Linked DNA regions of Homo sapiens: region 2 is linked to region 1. Evidence: chromatin loops called from intact Hi-C (ENCODE). Cell type or tissue: OCI-LY7. All regions are shown on one strand. Links, peaks and the distances in the headings refer to the core of each region. The heading gives the core; the rest is flanking DNA.

Evidence for each region. Hi-C counts contacts between places; a loop is a spot of excess contacts. Peaks named below come from ENCODE experiments on the same cell type or tissue, not always from the same donor. Only the 100,000 strongest peaks of a DNase experiment are listed, where the experiment ranks them.
Region 2: it touches region 1 in a loop (2.2-fold over the local background); 1 of 110 quality-filtered maps calls a loop at or near these places.

What each region holds. Positions count from the first base shown.
Region 1 is chr14:65,283,574-65,291,748 of GRCh38, forward strand. No RefSeq gene overlaps it. Among named protein-coding and RNA genes, the nearest start is that of MIR4708, 48 kb to the right of the region's middle. RefSeq lists an enhancer at 3,821-4,060. In OCI-LY7, for the core only: CTCF peaks have their summits at 3,093 (motif pointing right), 3,301, 4,036 (motif pointing left) and 4,254; DNase peaks (open chromatin) are centred at 3,068, 3,788 and 4,368; H3K4me3 peaks cover 1,640 bases; H3K27ac peaks cover 2,046 bases.
Region 2 is chr14:65,730,227-65,738,401 of GRCh38, forward strand. FUT8 (fucosyltransferase 8) reads left to right here. Exons shown (of 11, transcript NM_001371533.1): 10 at 3,005-3,155. Among named protein-coding and RNA genes, the nearest start is that of MIR625, 260 kb to the left of the region's middle. In OCI-LY7, for the core only: no CTCF peak of the experiment used is centred there; no DNase peak of the experiment used is centred there.

The DNA.
Region 1 (8,175 bases), core at 2,038-4,537:
AGGACAATGTGGAGAGCCATATTTTGCTATTCCTGGAAATATCTGCTGCTCCAGGGAGGGTGTAGGACATTGAATGGTCCCCTCACCCTAAAGGATATGGTCGCATCCTGGAACTCATGGATGGGTCCAGGATGTGATTGGGTGTGAGAAAAATGAAGCAAAAAAGGTCTTGGCAGATGTAAAAATAAAAGATCTTAAAATGAGATGATCCTGGATTACCTGGGTGGGCCCTAAATCCAATGACAAGTGTTTTTGTGTTTTTTGGGGTTTTTTGGTTTTGTTTTTTTTTTTTTAGACAGTGTTTCACTCTTGTTGCCCAAGCTGGAGTGCAATGTCGTGATCTTGGCTCACCGCAACCTCCGCCTCCAGGGTTCAAGCAATTCTCCTGCCTCAGCCTCCTGAATAGCTGGGATTAAAGGCATGTGCCACCACACCTGGCTAATTTTGTATTTTTAGTAGAGATGGGGTTTCTCCATGTTGGTCAGGCTGGTCTTGAAATCCTGACCTCAGGTGATCCACCCGCCTCGGCCTCCCAAAATGCTGGGATTAGAGGCGTGAGCCACCATGCCCAGCCATGACAAGTGTTTTTATAAGAGACAGAAAAGGGTCTGGTGCAGTGGCTCACGCATGTAATCTCAGCAGTTTGGAAGGCCAAGGTGGGAGGATCGCTTGAGACCAGCCCAGGCAACACGGTGAGACCCCATCTCTACAAAGAATTAGCCAGGCACAGTGGCACGCACCTGTGGCCCCAGATACTCAGAAAGCTGAGATGGGAGAATCGCTTGAGCTTCAGAGGTCGAAGCTGAGGTGAACAGTGTTCACACCACTGCACTCCAGCCTGGGCGACAGAGCGAGACCCAGTCTCAAAAACAGACAGACAGAAGAGGAGAAGGCCCAGAGGGGAAGTCCATGTGAACATGGAGGCAGAGGCTGAAGTGATGCAGCCACAGGCCAAGGAACAAAGAAGCCACCAGAAGCTGGAGAGGCCAGGGAGGATCGTCCACTAGAGGCATTGGAAGGAGTGTGGCCCCAACAACACCTTGATTTTGGAGTTCTGGCTCCAAAACTGTGAGAGAATCAATTTCTGGTATTTTAGGCCACCCAGTTTGTGGTCATTTGATTATGTGCAACATACAGAAAAATGTCTGGTAGGATACATTCCATGGCAGATTGCTGGTAGTTGCCCTGTCCATTTTTCCTTCCTTTTTGGTAACAAAAAACCGCCTTTTGCGGGGATGGTCATGTGCTCAGTGAAAGCTTCCCTTCCCCAGCATCTCTTGCAGCGAACTGTGGCCATAAGACTAAGTTTTGACGAAAGAAGTATAAACAAAGAAGCGTAAGAGACTTCTACAAAGTCTCTTTATGGGAGAGTGTTGTGGGTTAAATTGTCTCTCCCCAAAATTTATATATAAAAGTCCTAATCCCTCGTACCTCAGCATGTGACCTTATTTGGAATAGGGCACTCGCAAATGTAATTAGTTAAAATGAGGTCATGAGGGTGGGCCCTAATCCAATATAAATATGTCCTTATATAAAGGGGAAAATTGGACACAGAAACACACACACAGGGAGAATGCCATGTGACGACCGAGGCAGAGATTGGGGTGATGCTTCCACAAGGTAAGGAAACTCAAAGATTTCCAGCCAATCACGAGCAGCTAGGGGAGAGGCATGGGACGGAATTTTCCTTACAGTTCTCAGAAGGAACCAATCCTGCCTGATACATTGATGTTGGACTTCTAGCCTGCAGAATTGTGAGAATTGTGAGACAATAAGTAAATTTTTGTGGTATGAGCTGCTCAATTTGTGGTCCTTTGTCACAGCAGCCCTAGCAAACTAATACAGAGAGATACACCCTTCCACTTTTCCATCTTGCTACCTAGTCCTAATATAGATAAGAGGGATGGTTCTCCATTAGCCATTGTGCTACATGAGGATGGGGGCCACATTCACAGATGGTAGGGCAGGGAGCTAGAAGAAACTTGGGACCCTAAAAACTTCATGGAGGTGCCATATTAGCCCTGGACTGCCTATTCCTTGGCTTATCTTTCTGAAAAATAAATAAAATTAAAGCTTTTGTTATTATTATGTTTTTTGAAACATGTAGTTGAATATAATTTTTTTTTTTTGAGATGGAGTCTCGCTCTGTCACCCAGGCTGAAGTGCAGTGTGCAATCTCGGCTCACTGCAACCTCCACCTCCTAGGTTCAAGCAATTCTCCTGTCTCAGCCTCCCCAGTAGCTGGGATTACAGGCATGCGCCACCACGCCCGGCTATTTTGTATTTTTAGTGGAGACGCAGTTTCACCATATTGGTCAGGCTGGTCTCGAACTCCTGACCTCAGGTAATCCACCTACCTCGGCCTCCCAAAGTGCTGGGATTACAGGCGTGAGCCAGTGTGCCCGGCCAGTTGAATATAATCTTAACCAATACACACACAATTTTGATAAATGAGTTCTTTGGGGAGAGGACTGGGATTGGACTGTCATAGGTAGGAAATGTTTGCTTTACCTGTATGTTTCAAGTTTGATGTCAGGAATGTAGTCGTGTACTCTTTTGTAATTAAAAATAAATCTGTTTTATAATAAATAAAAGGAAAAAAGAGGGATGGGAACCTGTAGATTCAAGAAGACCTAAGAAATATATCAACTATAATGGATGATTGGATGCAGGAAAAAAACAAAAAGAAATATATCAACCAATTGCAATGTATGAGTCTTATTTGGATCTTGATTTAAACCCCAAATTTTTTAAATGTACAAGATAATCGGGGAAATTTTAATATTAATCAGATATTCTATATTAAGGAATTATTGTTTTTATGAATGCTAACAATATTGTAGTGATGTATTTAGAGTGTTCTTCTCTTTTAGACTCTAAAACATGGTTTTCGACCTTGTCACAATTGTTATTTTGAGCCATGTAGTTCTTTGTCGTGAGGCGCTGGCCTGTGCATTGCAGAATGTTTCGTAGCAGCCCTGTTTCTACCCTGTCTTCCAGTAGCTAGATGCTGGGTGCACACCCCCTCCCCCCAACGTTGTAAAAACAAAAAAAGGTCTCCACATATTGCCAAATGTCCCCTAGGGGGCAAAACTGTCCTGGGCTGAGAATAACAGCTCTAAAATTTAGAGATACTGACTGGACTATGTATGGGCGAAATGATTCGATGACTGGATTTTGCTTCAAAATAATCCAGGTGATGGGGAGGGAGGGCGGTGGGTAAAATGTTCCATGATGGAAAGTTTAACATACATTTAAAATTTTTTAAAGAGTCCATTCGGACTTCTCTTTACATCAATATGGGGAACTTAATATTCTTAAATAGTCTCTCACTATAAGACAGGAATATACTGGATAAAATGCAACAGATGTTCACCTCCTCGGTCCAAGATCTTGTCTCATGTCTTCCACAAGAGCATTAAAATCCAAGGATCTAAGTTCCAAGTATGACTGGGCAAGGCAAGCCCTCCCTCCCAACCCTCCCCGCCAGGCATTCTCGGTGCTGCACCCCGGGCATACTCAGCTAGGAGCTGCTCCTACGTCTTCTTCAGTTGCTTGGTAACCCTAACTCCTGAGATGTCCTCTCAGCTCTGCCCCCTGGGCCTCCTCCTTTCCCAGTCCCCAAGCTTAAGCTAGAGGGGGTGTGCTTGGAGCCAGATTCATTAGGGCCATGCCTTGCCCATCCCTGCGAGGGCCCAGACCATGAGCCTCCTCCTCACTGTTTGCAGCTGCTCTCTACAGAGCACTGAGCAGCCCACGCTTTCACCAGGCTCACACCTGCGCCCGTGTTCTCCACCAGCTGCTTCACTCCAGGCCGTGCTCGGGACAGCCGGGCCTTTCTAGGGCCCACGCGCCCCTGGGCGTCTCCGCTGAGACCGACTTTCACGCCCACCTGGTCTTCCCCAAGACATGGAGCCTTCAAAGGTTTCATCAGAATTCCCTCAGGATGTGGGTTTTGAGTTGTCATCCGAGCCCATCAGGGGCCAGAGTGTAGGTGGGCCCAGGGGCCTCTGAGCTGGAGGCTAATGGGGCTTGAAAGGCCTCTGAGCGGAGCCAGGAACCCGCCCTCTGGGGGCCTGGGAGCCGGGCTGCGCGCTCAGGTCCCAACACGAGGTCTGAGGCGCTCTCTGCTTGCTTCAGGGGCCGCAGAGGGAGGCTGACCATAGCTGCGACACCCCCTCAGTGCTGGACACCGGGCAGGAAGCCTCTCTTGCACCGACTAGACCAGAAGGGCAGACATTTTCCCGACAAGGAAGGGAAGCAAGATTGAGTAAGATAAGCCCGGTTATTTTTATGCAGACATTGTTCCAACCACAACGACTGTTTTCGAAGGTGGGTGGTATTTGTTTGGTGGAAGGATCTTTGAGGTAAGAGGCAGCAGGGTGCTTCAGCACCACCACTTCCTTTACTTTTCTGAGTGTTCCCTTATCAAGCCACCAGTTTGGGTTCTGCTCCATTTTTCTGTCTGGTAAAGAAGTAGAATGAGGTGAAATCTGGCTACCTACTTCCCCTGGGGGGACGGTCATGGCTGCTGGTGAGTTTCAAGTGATTTGAGAACTGTTGGTATACTTAAGTGAGGAGCTCTTTCCCTCCCCTTCATAGAAATGGAATAATGTGCAGGTTCCTAACGGGACTTAGGAGTCGGAGAGCCCTGGGTTCAAATCCCAGAGCCTCCATATTTTGGTTGTGTGAAAAAAAACAGTAGGCAAGGTAGTCAACATGTCTGTGCCTCACCTTCCCCATACATAAAGCCTACTTTTTCATAAGGTTGTTGTGTGGGTATTAAGTCTCAGTAGATGCCTACTTGAAATATTTGGGGGGACAGCTGTGGCCAGGCGCGGTGGCTTATGCCTGTAATCCCAGCACTTTGAGAGGCCGAGGCAGGAGGATCACCTGAGCCCAGGAGTTTGAGACCATCCTGGGCAACATGGTGAAACCCCATCTCTACGAAAAATACAAAAAATTAGCTGGGTGCAGTGATGTTTGCCTGTGGTTCCAGCTACTCTGAAGGCTGAGGAGGGAGGATCACTTGAGCCCAGAAGACAGAGGTTGCCGTGAGCGCCATGACACTCCAGCCTGGGCAACAGAGTCAGACCCCCATCTCAAAAAATAATAATAATAATAATAATGTGGCTGTGCCTATGATCACAGGCGTTATAAACAATAGCTGCAACGTATTGAAAGCCTGCTCTCAGAGATAAAGACTCTTTCCATCCCCAGGCCCTGTTGTCAAGCAACTAAGTAGATTCAGAGAAGGAAGAGAGCTGACTGGCAAAGAGGGAGCAATGGAGAGCCATTTAAGATGTTGGGGCAAGAAAGTCATTTAAATGATCAATTATAGGCACAACGTGACTAATACTATTTGAGGGCGGAGGCCTATTGAGTTCTTAGAGGTGTTTGGGGTTAGGGCTCACCAAAAATGGTGCTCCTAGCCTTTGATTGTGGACACTTGTTTTTGCCTGCCCACCATCCCTCCTCCATCCTGAATATGAAGTGTTCCTTTGGGAACCACCCATCTTCCACTCTCTGTCCATGTAGTTCAAGTGAGGTTGACCTCAGTCCCTGACTCCAGGGGTGGGTGTATGACCCAGGACCGACTAACTGCAGTCATAATAAGTGGTTGAGGAGTAATCCCTTTGTCCAGAGTGAGCCGATGAGAGTCAGCATTAGGACTTCTGCTGAAAGAGGCACCCTTTCTCCACTGGGGTTGCAAAGCTGAGGGGATGTAAGCCATCTTTACCACTGCATGAGTAGAGTCTGCTGGAGAGTAAGGACAACAGAGATAAAAAGCAAATCCAAGAGAAAGATAGATTTCTTGTTGCCCTTGCTGAGCACCTGGAGCTAGCCATTCCTGAAGATGTCAAATATCTATCTATGTGGGCTAACATATATCACCTTCTGAAAGATACTTGAACTGAGTTTCTGTTAGTGGCAACTAAAGGAGTTGTGACTAATTCATCTTTCTATTTATTTTTTATTTTGATGAAAAATTTTCAATTGTTACATTATGGCATAAAAACAGAACTCTGACGTGTTTGACAACATACTTTTGACAGTTTTATCTATTTCTGACAAGGACATGCTGGGAAGTTGTGGGAACATATCTCCTGTGTCCGTCCCCCTCCTTTCGAAGTATATTTTTATTCAGAGATACATAAATGTATGCTAATGATCTTATGATGATGATGATCAGAACTGTGCTCCAAGAAGATTATAGCAACCATGAGTAGGATTAGAGTAGGGAGAGACAAGGGGCAAAAATACCCCTCAGGAAGCCAATATAATAATTCAAATGGTAAGTAGGAAGGATTGTCTCAAGGTGGTAGCTGCAGAAATGGGAAAGAGAGAGGTGGGATCATTGTGGTTTGGCAACAAATTAAAGGGTAAATGAGTGAAAATAAAATGCTTTTATCTACAAGGCCCTACAGAAACTGATTTTCCCCCACCCCTGTTTTATCCCTGATTTATTTCTCATCATTCTTTCCCTGGCCTGGTCTGCCCAGCTACATTGGTCTTTGCATTTACTGTGCCCTCTGCTTGGGACACTCTTACTCCAGAGGTCCCTGGCTCATGTTTTCACTTCCTCAGACCTCTGCCTCACATCAAAAGGATTCCCTTCATTCCCCATCTATTATTGCATCCCCCACCCTAAGCATTCCTTGTATTTGCTTATTAATTTTTCCCCGGGCTGGGCAAAAATTAATTCTAGCACTTTGGTAGCTCCATGCAGGTGGGTCACCTGAACTCAGGAGTTCAAGTCCAGCCTTGAGGCCCAAAGGCAGAGACTGCAGTGAACTGAGATCACACCATCTATTCCAGCCTGGGTGACAGAACAAGAGCCTGTCTCAAAAAAGAAACTTTAAGGAAATATTTTTTTTTTCTTTTTTGAGCGGCGTGTCGCTTTTTTGCGCAGGCTGGAGTACGGTGGCGCGATCTCAGCTCGCTGCAATCTCCAGCTCCTGGGTTCAAGCAATTCTCCTGCCTCAGCCTCCCGAGTAGCTGGGATTACAGGTGTGTGCCACCACACCTGGCTAATTTTTGTATTTTTAATAGAGATGGGGTTTCACCATGTTGGCCAGGCTGGTCTCGAACTCCTGACCTCAAGTGATCCACCCGCCTCAGCCTCCCAAAGTGCTGGGATTATAGATGTGAGCCACTGCACTTGGCCATAAAAATTTTTGAAAAATAATGTTGCTCCACAGTACTTAACTCTCTCTCTGTCTCTCTCTCTCTCTCTCTCTCTCTCTCTCTCTCTCTCTCTATATATATATATATTTTTTTTTTTTTTTTTTCTGTCTCTCTTGACTAAAATGCAAGTTCCGTGAGGGCTCCATGACTCTTGCTCACTGCTGAGTCCCCAGCACCTAGGAACCTGGCACAGAGGAGGTATTCAATGAATATGAGTCAATATTACAAATCTTGAACAACTGAAACAATGCTGTGGCATTGACAAATGCGGAAATACAGGGAAGATGAGTGGGAGCAGGGTTGGTGGGGTGGAGGCGTGAGAGGGTGACTCATTTAGAACCCATGGGATTTGAGGTTAGCTGTGTAAATGACAATAAAGCCTGATGGTTGAAATGCTGGCCTGGTGCTCAGGAGCAGCCAGAGGTGAGGGTCTGTTGGGGAATTATGCATCAAAAGTTGGTGAAAGCTGTGGAGTCAGTGAAATCTCTGGGAAGACCATGGGAAAAGAGAGAGGTGAGAACCGAGGACGAAGTCCCAGAAGTCCTAAGATGACCTACCTATTTTTTTTTCCAGGACTTTACTGGCTTAAAAACTAAAAGTCCAGGCCAGGAGTGGTGGCTCACACCTGTAAACTCAGCACTTTGGGAGGCTAAGGTGGGTGGATCACCCGAGCCCAGGAGTTTCAGAGCAGCCTGGCCAACATGGCTAAACCCTGCCTCTACTAAAAATACAAAAATTAGCCAGGCGTGGTGGCGCGTGCCTGTAGACCCAGTTAATTGGGAGACTGAGACATAAGAATCTCTCAAATCCAGGAGGCAGAGATTGCAGTGAGCCGAGATCCCATGACTGCACTCCAGCCTGGGTGACAGAGCAAGACTGTTTCAAAAAACAAAAACAAACAAACAAAAAACTAAAAGTCCACATCTTGGGAACCCCCTTGGTCCCAGGCAAACTGAAATGGTCGGTCAACCTAAGAAGGTGGAAGAA
Region 2 (8,175 bases), core at 3,379-5,878, 450 kb after region 1:
GTATAGTGTTGACACAGTCAGAGGAGAATCTATTTTCTGTGTTGCTCATTCTTTGAAAAGGGGTTAAAATTAGCTTTATACACATAGCTTCTGTGTGAAGATGATTGGTTAATGCTTTGTGGCTTGGTATTGCACTTCAGATTTCTGCATGTTAAGATTGAGTCCGACCGGACGCAGTGGCTCACGATTGTAATCCCAGCACTTTGGGAGGCCGAGGTGGGCGGATCACTAGGTCAGGAGATTGAGACCATCCTGGCTAACATGGTAAAACCCTGTCTCTACTAAAAATACAAAAAATTAGCTGTTTATGGTGGTGGGCGCCTGTGGTCCCAGCCACTCAGGAGGCTGAGGCAGGAGATGATGTGAACCCGGGAGGCGGAGGTTGCAGTGAGCCAAGATCGCACCACTGCACTCCAGCCTGGGCGACAGAGCGAGACTCAATCTCAAAAAAAAAAATTGAGTTCATCCACAAGATTTTACCACCAGCATCCCAGTGACTGTGGCAGCCATTGCTATTGTGGCGATCTCTTAAGTAGTTCAGTATTACAGTGTTTGAATCACAGAATCATTGACAGTCAAAGAAATAAGAACTATTAAAGTTGGCTATCCAACATTGCATTCTAAGATTGTGGAGATTAGGGATGGGGTTAAAATAGGAAGAAAAACAAGTCTTTAAAAGTTTCCCAGGTAAAATATTTACAAATTGAGTTTATTCTTTATTTTTAAAATGCTGAATGAGTTCTTTCTAAAAGTAGGTACATTGAAATGAATAGAGACAAGAACAATTTGTTAAAAGTTTTTTGTAAAGTATTTGGTTGCCCTGTGAAACAAAGAATCAGCAATGAGTGGTGTATTTGTTCACTATTTTATTGAACTCCTATAATATGCTGGACACAGCACAGAGCACTAGGAATACAAAGTCAAAATATAATGTGTGGCTCCTTATCTCAGGGAGTAACCAACAGGTAGACAATATACATGTAACACATATTACAGTAAATTTAGATACGTCTCCTGAAGGAGTTTATGTACCAGGTACAGTGAAGTCACAAAGAGAAGTATCTCCCTCAGTCAAGAGAAGGACTTCAGAAAAGAACACCAGATATTAGTTTATAACTGCAAGCTAGTCCTTTGTGGATGATATAAAAATAAATTTTTATAAAGTGGAAAAAAAAATTATTATTCCCAGTATCTGAAACCTCAAGGTAGAAGAATTCCTCCACTGACATACTTGAGGGCAAAAGACAAGAAGCATGTTTGTGCAAAAAGTTTCATGCTCATTATGAAAGGTGTACAATTTCCTTCTTCCATTATTTACTTTGTTTTGTTTGTGTGTGTTTTGTTTTGTTTTACACTTAGGTATCCTTTATGAAGCCATAGAGATAGGCCTGAGAGCTCTTTTGCATGTAGAGATGGGCCTGAGGAACTTAGGTACCTTTTTTTAAAAAAATAATGGTAGGGTTTCACTGTGTTGCCCAGGCTGGTCTCGAACTCTTGAGCTCAAGCAGTCTGCCTGCCTCAGCCTCCCAAAGTGCTGGGATTATAGGGATGAGCCACCGCACCCAGCCTTAGGTACCCTTTTGATTTGGTTCCAGAGAGGGCTCTTTTAGTTAGGAAGGCCATTAATGTTAGTGTTACTTCTTGGTAAATTGATCACTCCTTTGTTTCACTGAGCATCCAAATCATGCTGACAAAGTTAGTCTTTATTCAAGGATAAAACCTATGCTGGTTTTATCAGTTCCCCCCTTTCTTTCTCCCTCTAGCATTTCGTATTTCTTTGTTGTTGTTTCTGCTCCATGCCTGGGTATGCAGCTTCCCAAGAATCACATTAAAACTATTTCTGGTTGTTTTCTTTTCCGAACAAATGTGACATTTTCTTCATCTCCTTGATTTTGAGCTGAAGAAGGCAAACTGTCAAAAATAATGAGGCCAGATGGATTTGAACACTGAATAGCAGTCTGAAACAGTGCTCAGAGACTTTGCCTTTACAATCATTATTACAGAGGCAATGAGGGAAAGCTCCTTGGTGGCCATGAAATGAAGAGAAACTGAAACAGCTCTTAGGGGATTAGGGAAAGTCCCAGGCATAGGTAGCACTGACTTGTTCATGTATTTATTCACTCAGCATTGTGTGGAGTGCTAGATGCTGTGATGCAAAGAAAAATAAGTCATGGTCCTAACCTTTTTTGGAATACTGTTTGGAAGACAAACATGTAAACTGACTCCTGATGCTTCAGGGTTTCTATATAAGAACTATTATTCCTTCAGCAAATATTTATTCCTCCTCTATTATATTCCAGATTCTTTTCAAAAGACATCCTGTATGAATACTTTTAAACACACACTATCTCTAGCAAGACTACCAAAATATTACTTGGTGGACATCTATGGAATTTGCTTCCATAAATATTAGAATGGGCTTTCTATTACTGTTATTAGGTAAGAGTAGATGGTTCTTCAAGAAGGATGCAGGTTAAGGGAGACTGTTAGTTCTCACAAATTTTTAAAATATTCATCTCTTAACTTCTTTTTATTATTAACTTGTAATGTCAATGAAGAAGACATTTACAAAGTCTAACCCAAATCTGAATTATCAGAAATTCTAAATTAAAAATTTTAATGAGGTTTTATCACAGTATTTGTATTCTAAAGGAAAAGCTCAGTGACCAAATATGAAAGCAGTTTGAATAAACTCTTAAAAGTCACTCATTACAAAAGGAAAAAGGAGACTTCAATTTTCAGCTATTTCATGAATTGATAAAGGACATTTTGATGTGTGTATGTGTGTTTTATATGATATGCCAATAAAATTTAATATACAGGGCATTCCAGAATGGTTTCTGCCCCACTGATGGACTTCAAATATGTCTCATCAACTACAGTATTAAATGCCATAATTAAAGGTCTCCTTTCTGTGAGAAGCTCTTAGTCAAAGGAGAAAGTCTGCCTTCTGATAGGATACTGTGATATCTATGACCATCTATAAATTAATTTATTTTTTCAGGTACCCCAATTATGAATTTATTAGTGATAACTCTATTTCCTGGTCAGCTGGACTGCACAATCGATACACAGAAAATTCACTTCGTGGAGTGATCCTGGATATACATTTTCTCTCTCAGGCAGACTTCCTAGTGTGTACTTTTTCATCCCAGGTAAGTGTCAGTAGGGCATTTTAAAATAACCAATACTTTTTGGTTGTATAGGAGTCAGAAAAATTATTTGTGTGTCTATGTGTTGTTAATGTTCATTATTGTGACTCAGGTGCAATTTTTCTGATACTCAGTAATGATCCCTTTTGTGAAAGAATGGAAAGATCCCATAACATAGCCATTCACATGCACTAATATTTAGTTGTTTGCAAGTAATGGTTGACTACATCTCCACTGAAGCCAGTTACTGGAGTTGTTTAAAGTACTTGGCTTGTTCACAGCATTTAACAGAAACAACAAGTAATTAAGCTTACTTAATACTTTCTAATTTTGCATATAGTCAATATGTAACCAGAATCCATCCATTTCTACACATCATCGCACTGATACTGAGAGGCTTAAATGCCCTAAATTTTGCCTCAGTTGATTGCTTTATAGAAAAGAGAGTAAATGTAATTCCCTTTCAAGTTCTATTACATTTCTACCAAGTGAGAAACTGTATGTTAAATTTAAGCAATATAATATCACAATCTTTGTTTGAATTTAATTGTTGCAGATGATTATATTTTATGGGTTTGGTGTATGTGTTTTTATGAGGGTCCAGCCAGCTTTGTATGCCCTGTGGAATATCAGGATAACAATATTTATTGTGGATTTTATTCTGTTCTCTCGTTTATGCACATATTATTGGTTAGTTCATTCAACCAGCTGTTAAATGCACTCAAAATTATACTAGGTGCAGAGGAGATTTCAAAGGAGATTGAAGATACAGTTCTTGCCCTGGTCCAGAATCTAATAAGCAAAATACACACATGAAATAACTAGAGAATAATTACCAGAACATATAAATTGGTATAAGATAAATGTATGCTTAAATGCTGAGAAGAAGCGGAGAAAAGAAAATGTGAAAAAAAGGAAAGCCACATCATTTTTACAAGAGTATACTTCGGAGAGTAAAAGGAAATGGAGACTTTCTTATTATATGACAATACACATTGTCATGATGGGATGGCGATATGATTTTTGGAAAGATACCTTGCCAGGCAAAGGTTACAGATTCCTTTAATATGGAATAAGAATACAACTTACTACCCAAAGATAGCTGCACAGAACACGTAGCAGCAATCTTAATCAGAAGGGAAAATGTCTTCAAGTTCCCATGAAGGCATCCACTATTTATGTTTCTCCCTAATTGGGGTGTGGATCCTATCTTTAAGAAACTCATTTCCATTCTTATTGCAAGAAAGGGGCAAGGTTTATAACTACTTGGTTCCTTGCAACTGTTTTTGAGAGTCTGACTATGCATCTGCCTGATCAACAGGTACATGTAACTGGTAACAACCTCCAAACATTCTTGATGCTTATTGTTACAATGAGTGAATCAAGAGTCACTTCCCCAGCTATGCCACCTTCTCTGTAGGCCTGGATTTTAGGCCTGCCTGAAGTCAACTCCTCTAGTCCAGGTTTCTCAACCAAAGCACTATTTTAGACCAGAGAATTCTTTGTTGTGAGGAGCCGTATTCTGCATGTAGGATATTTAGCAGCATCCCTGGCCAGTAAGACCCTCACTTAAAATTGTGACAACCAAAGATGTCTCCAGACATTGCCAGATGCCAGATGCCCCTGTGGAGCAAAATTGCCCTGGTTGAGAACTACAGTTCTAGTCACAAGATTCTAAAGTTAAATAAACATACACATGTCTAAATGTTTACCAACCTCACATGTAGGTAGGCACTGAGACTTACAGGGTTGTACTCATGTTTTGCTTTTCTTCTCCCAATCCTCCTTAGTAATACCATTAGGCTTATTCTGGAATAGAAAGAAAATTTTTTGCTTTACTATTTTTTTTTTCCTTTTTGAAGTTGTACTTTAGAATTTTGGATCCTCATAACTCCAATTTTGACCTACAAATCAGGATCTCTGTCACTTCATGATGGTAGAATTCTGTCTAGGCTTGAGGAGAATATTGTTCTATTACTTTGTTTGGTTTTATGCATAATGTCAACTTCAGTGTATTCAGAACTTGGGTCCAGAGAAGCAATTCATATGAAGAAAGAGTGGTGCTGAGAAGACTTTCTGTATCCAAAGGAATAAGGCTCATACTTATATTTCACATTGTTCCTAAAAACTCCTGGCAGTCAAAGTTTGCCCAAAATAATTTCACTCATTTGAACCTAAGCAAAATTAAAACAGTATTTCATAACCCAAAATAGACTTGAATACCTCAAAATATTTTATGTTAGGATTCACAATAAAAGTTTAACAGTAGAAATACCTTACATTTATATAGTGAGTAGCAGTTTGCCTAATGTGATTACCTCCTTATCATGTACCTTATTTGATGACTAACCGCTGTAGCATTTGAAATTGTAGAGTAATTCCATATTCAGTGATAAATCTTTGAGCTTACTTGCACCTCATTATTTTTCTCAAATATTTTTAGTAAAGAAGTATTTAGTAAAGTTTAATGTTTTTGTAGTGTGAATGAAATTGTTTGCAGGATTATTATGTAGATTCCTTTACATAAACCAAAATTGGAATTGTTTGAAAATGCCCTAGAAATATCTTGCCATCATTGCCAATAGAGCGTGAGAAAAAGTCACTGATGGGATAAAATGCCAAACCATTGACCACTGATCACAGAACAAGAAAGAGGCAACCTGTGCTGTAGAGTCAGGATATCTGTATTTGCATCCAACTTTGACCAATTACTGGCTGTGTGTCCTTGAACAAATTGCTTAGCCTATTTCTTAACTGGTTTATTTTTCTACATGTGAAAAAATAATAGTACCTATAGTATAGAGTCTTTTTGAGGATTAAGGAGTTATGAAAAGTAAAGCACTGCGAATAGTACCTAGCAATACAGTGTTAAACACATTAGCTGCTATTATTATATATATGAATAGTTATAGGAATATCTCTGCCTGTTAGAGACACTCTATAGTATTTATTTTGCAGCTCTTTTTCACATGGCTTCATTTCAGACTGTATGCGCTCACATTTTAGAAGGAGCATGAAACGAGCTAGTCAAGGCCTCCATTAGCTCTGCTTGTGGTTACGGGTAATGCTTAGGGTCCGTAAAGAAGAGGAACTGTTAACATTCAGCATGTACAATTTCTCTGGGCCAATGTACCACCTCAACTTCATTTTGTTTAGCTTATTGAAAGAGAATATTGCCATATGATGCGATTTTTCAGAAACAAAAGTTCTTCATTCCCAAAAGGTGAGTGAAGACTTAGTATTTGAAGTAAATGTGTGTGTGTTGACTTTAGTGAAATTAATCTTCAGACTTTCCTATATATGTCATAAGCATTCTAGAAAATGGAGGAAGACTAAAGCCATACATCCAGAAGAGTGACAGAAGATAAACACTGAGAATAAGTTCAGCCCAGAATAAAAACATGGATAACCAACTCTCAACTTTCTTAGATGATAATTTCATGTGCCAAGAGATGTTAGGAAGTGATCCAAGTTTAATATCTCCTTCATAATTCTTTGACAATCTTTAAGTTTTATTCATGTAAACTTTCTGTCTCCTATACACTATCCTTTCAGGAATTTTATACCATATAACAATAGTGAGAAAGAGTTGACCTGTTGACCATGAGCTATTGTAGACAATACTGCAGGAATGAAATGCCATGCTAGAAGGAAAAATACAAGGCTAGATGTTTGGAAAACTGCAGGCAAAAATGTCATGGGACCTTAATCGGGATTTCTCATAAATTTTTAGACCTATCTCCCTCAGTCTCAGGACTTCTCATCTTTCTTGGTTTTATATCCATAAGTGAGGTCTGGGAATTCTCTCTTCTTCAATGAAAAGGTTTTAAAAGCCAACACTGTGGCTCTGCTCTCTAATTTTGTTACTATTATTGCTGTTAACTTTCATCAGATCTGTTTCTCAAAGCCAAGTTTGTCCTAAAAGCCTCATAAATTGAATAGCACAGTCCTCAGGATTTAATATGAAAATTGGAGGCAATATTAGCATTTTTTTCAAGTACGTCAAGTGAATTTTGAAAGCTATGCAACTACATTCTAAAACGTTCTACCAAATACATTAATCCTATTCTGTGTTACTGGAAATCGCCTATGTGCAAAGCATCTCCTTTGTCACCTATTTTCTTATTTGAATCTTAAATCTAAAGCAAAGAATTTATAGTTGGAGAATAACAGCAGTTGACAGCCCAGTTGTAGATAGGCACAGTATCAGAAAGGTTTTCTGAAAATATTGCTTATCAGGTTCTGGGATCAATTTTTATTTTTCTGAAATCTGACTTAAAAAATGGTTGCAGATGCTCACTTTAAAGACTAACATTGTTAAAGACATTGTTTAAAGAGCAGTTAATGTTACTCTGTAGTTTCAGCCATTAAAAGTTATCATAATACAAAATCCTTTTTTTCCCCCTATGACACCTCCCTTTATGGCAGTTATTACAATACTCTCATGAGCCTCTCTTGGTCTAATTCCAAATCCGCACGCAATTCTACTCCCCTTATTACACTTTGAATCAGATTTTGGAAGCCCAGAGGGCAAAACCAAAAACTACGTTAACTATTCCAGACAGATGGCTCTGGACAGGAATTTCCATTGAGATGTGGCTCATGAAACAACAGTGGATACCTGTTGAGAGTACCATGGAGGAAAGCACAGGGTGAAATCCCAAGGTGTGAACTCTGTGATTACTTCCCAGAGCAGAAGACAAGAAAAGTATTTGCATCCACAGAGGCTCTATCTAGCTTACAATGCTGAGTGCTGTACAGTGCAGCTGTTACTGCATTAATCCTTCTGGTGTTTCTCACAACAAAGAAAAGACCTGGGTCTTATTCTCTTATTGTATAGTAAAACAAAGCAGATTACAGGAAAAGTGCACAGATCTCTCAGCCACTTCCAACTTCTCACACTAGGATATCCTCCTGCCCCTATCTATCTATTTTGACAAAAATAAGATCCCATCTACTCTGAGAAAGCTTTGGAGGCTTATGTAAACTCAGGCTACTTCTAAGGGATGAAATTCAGACTAAT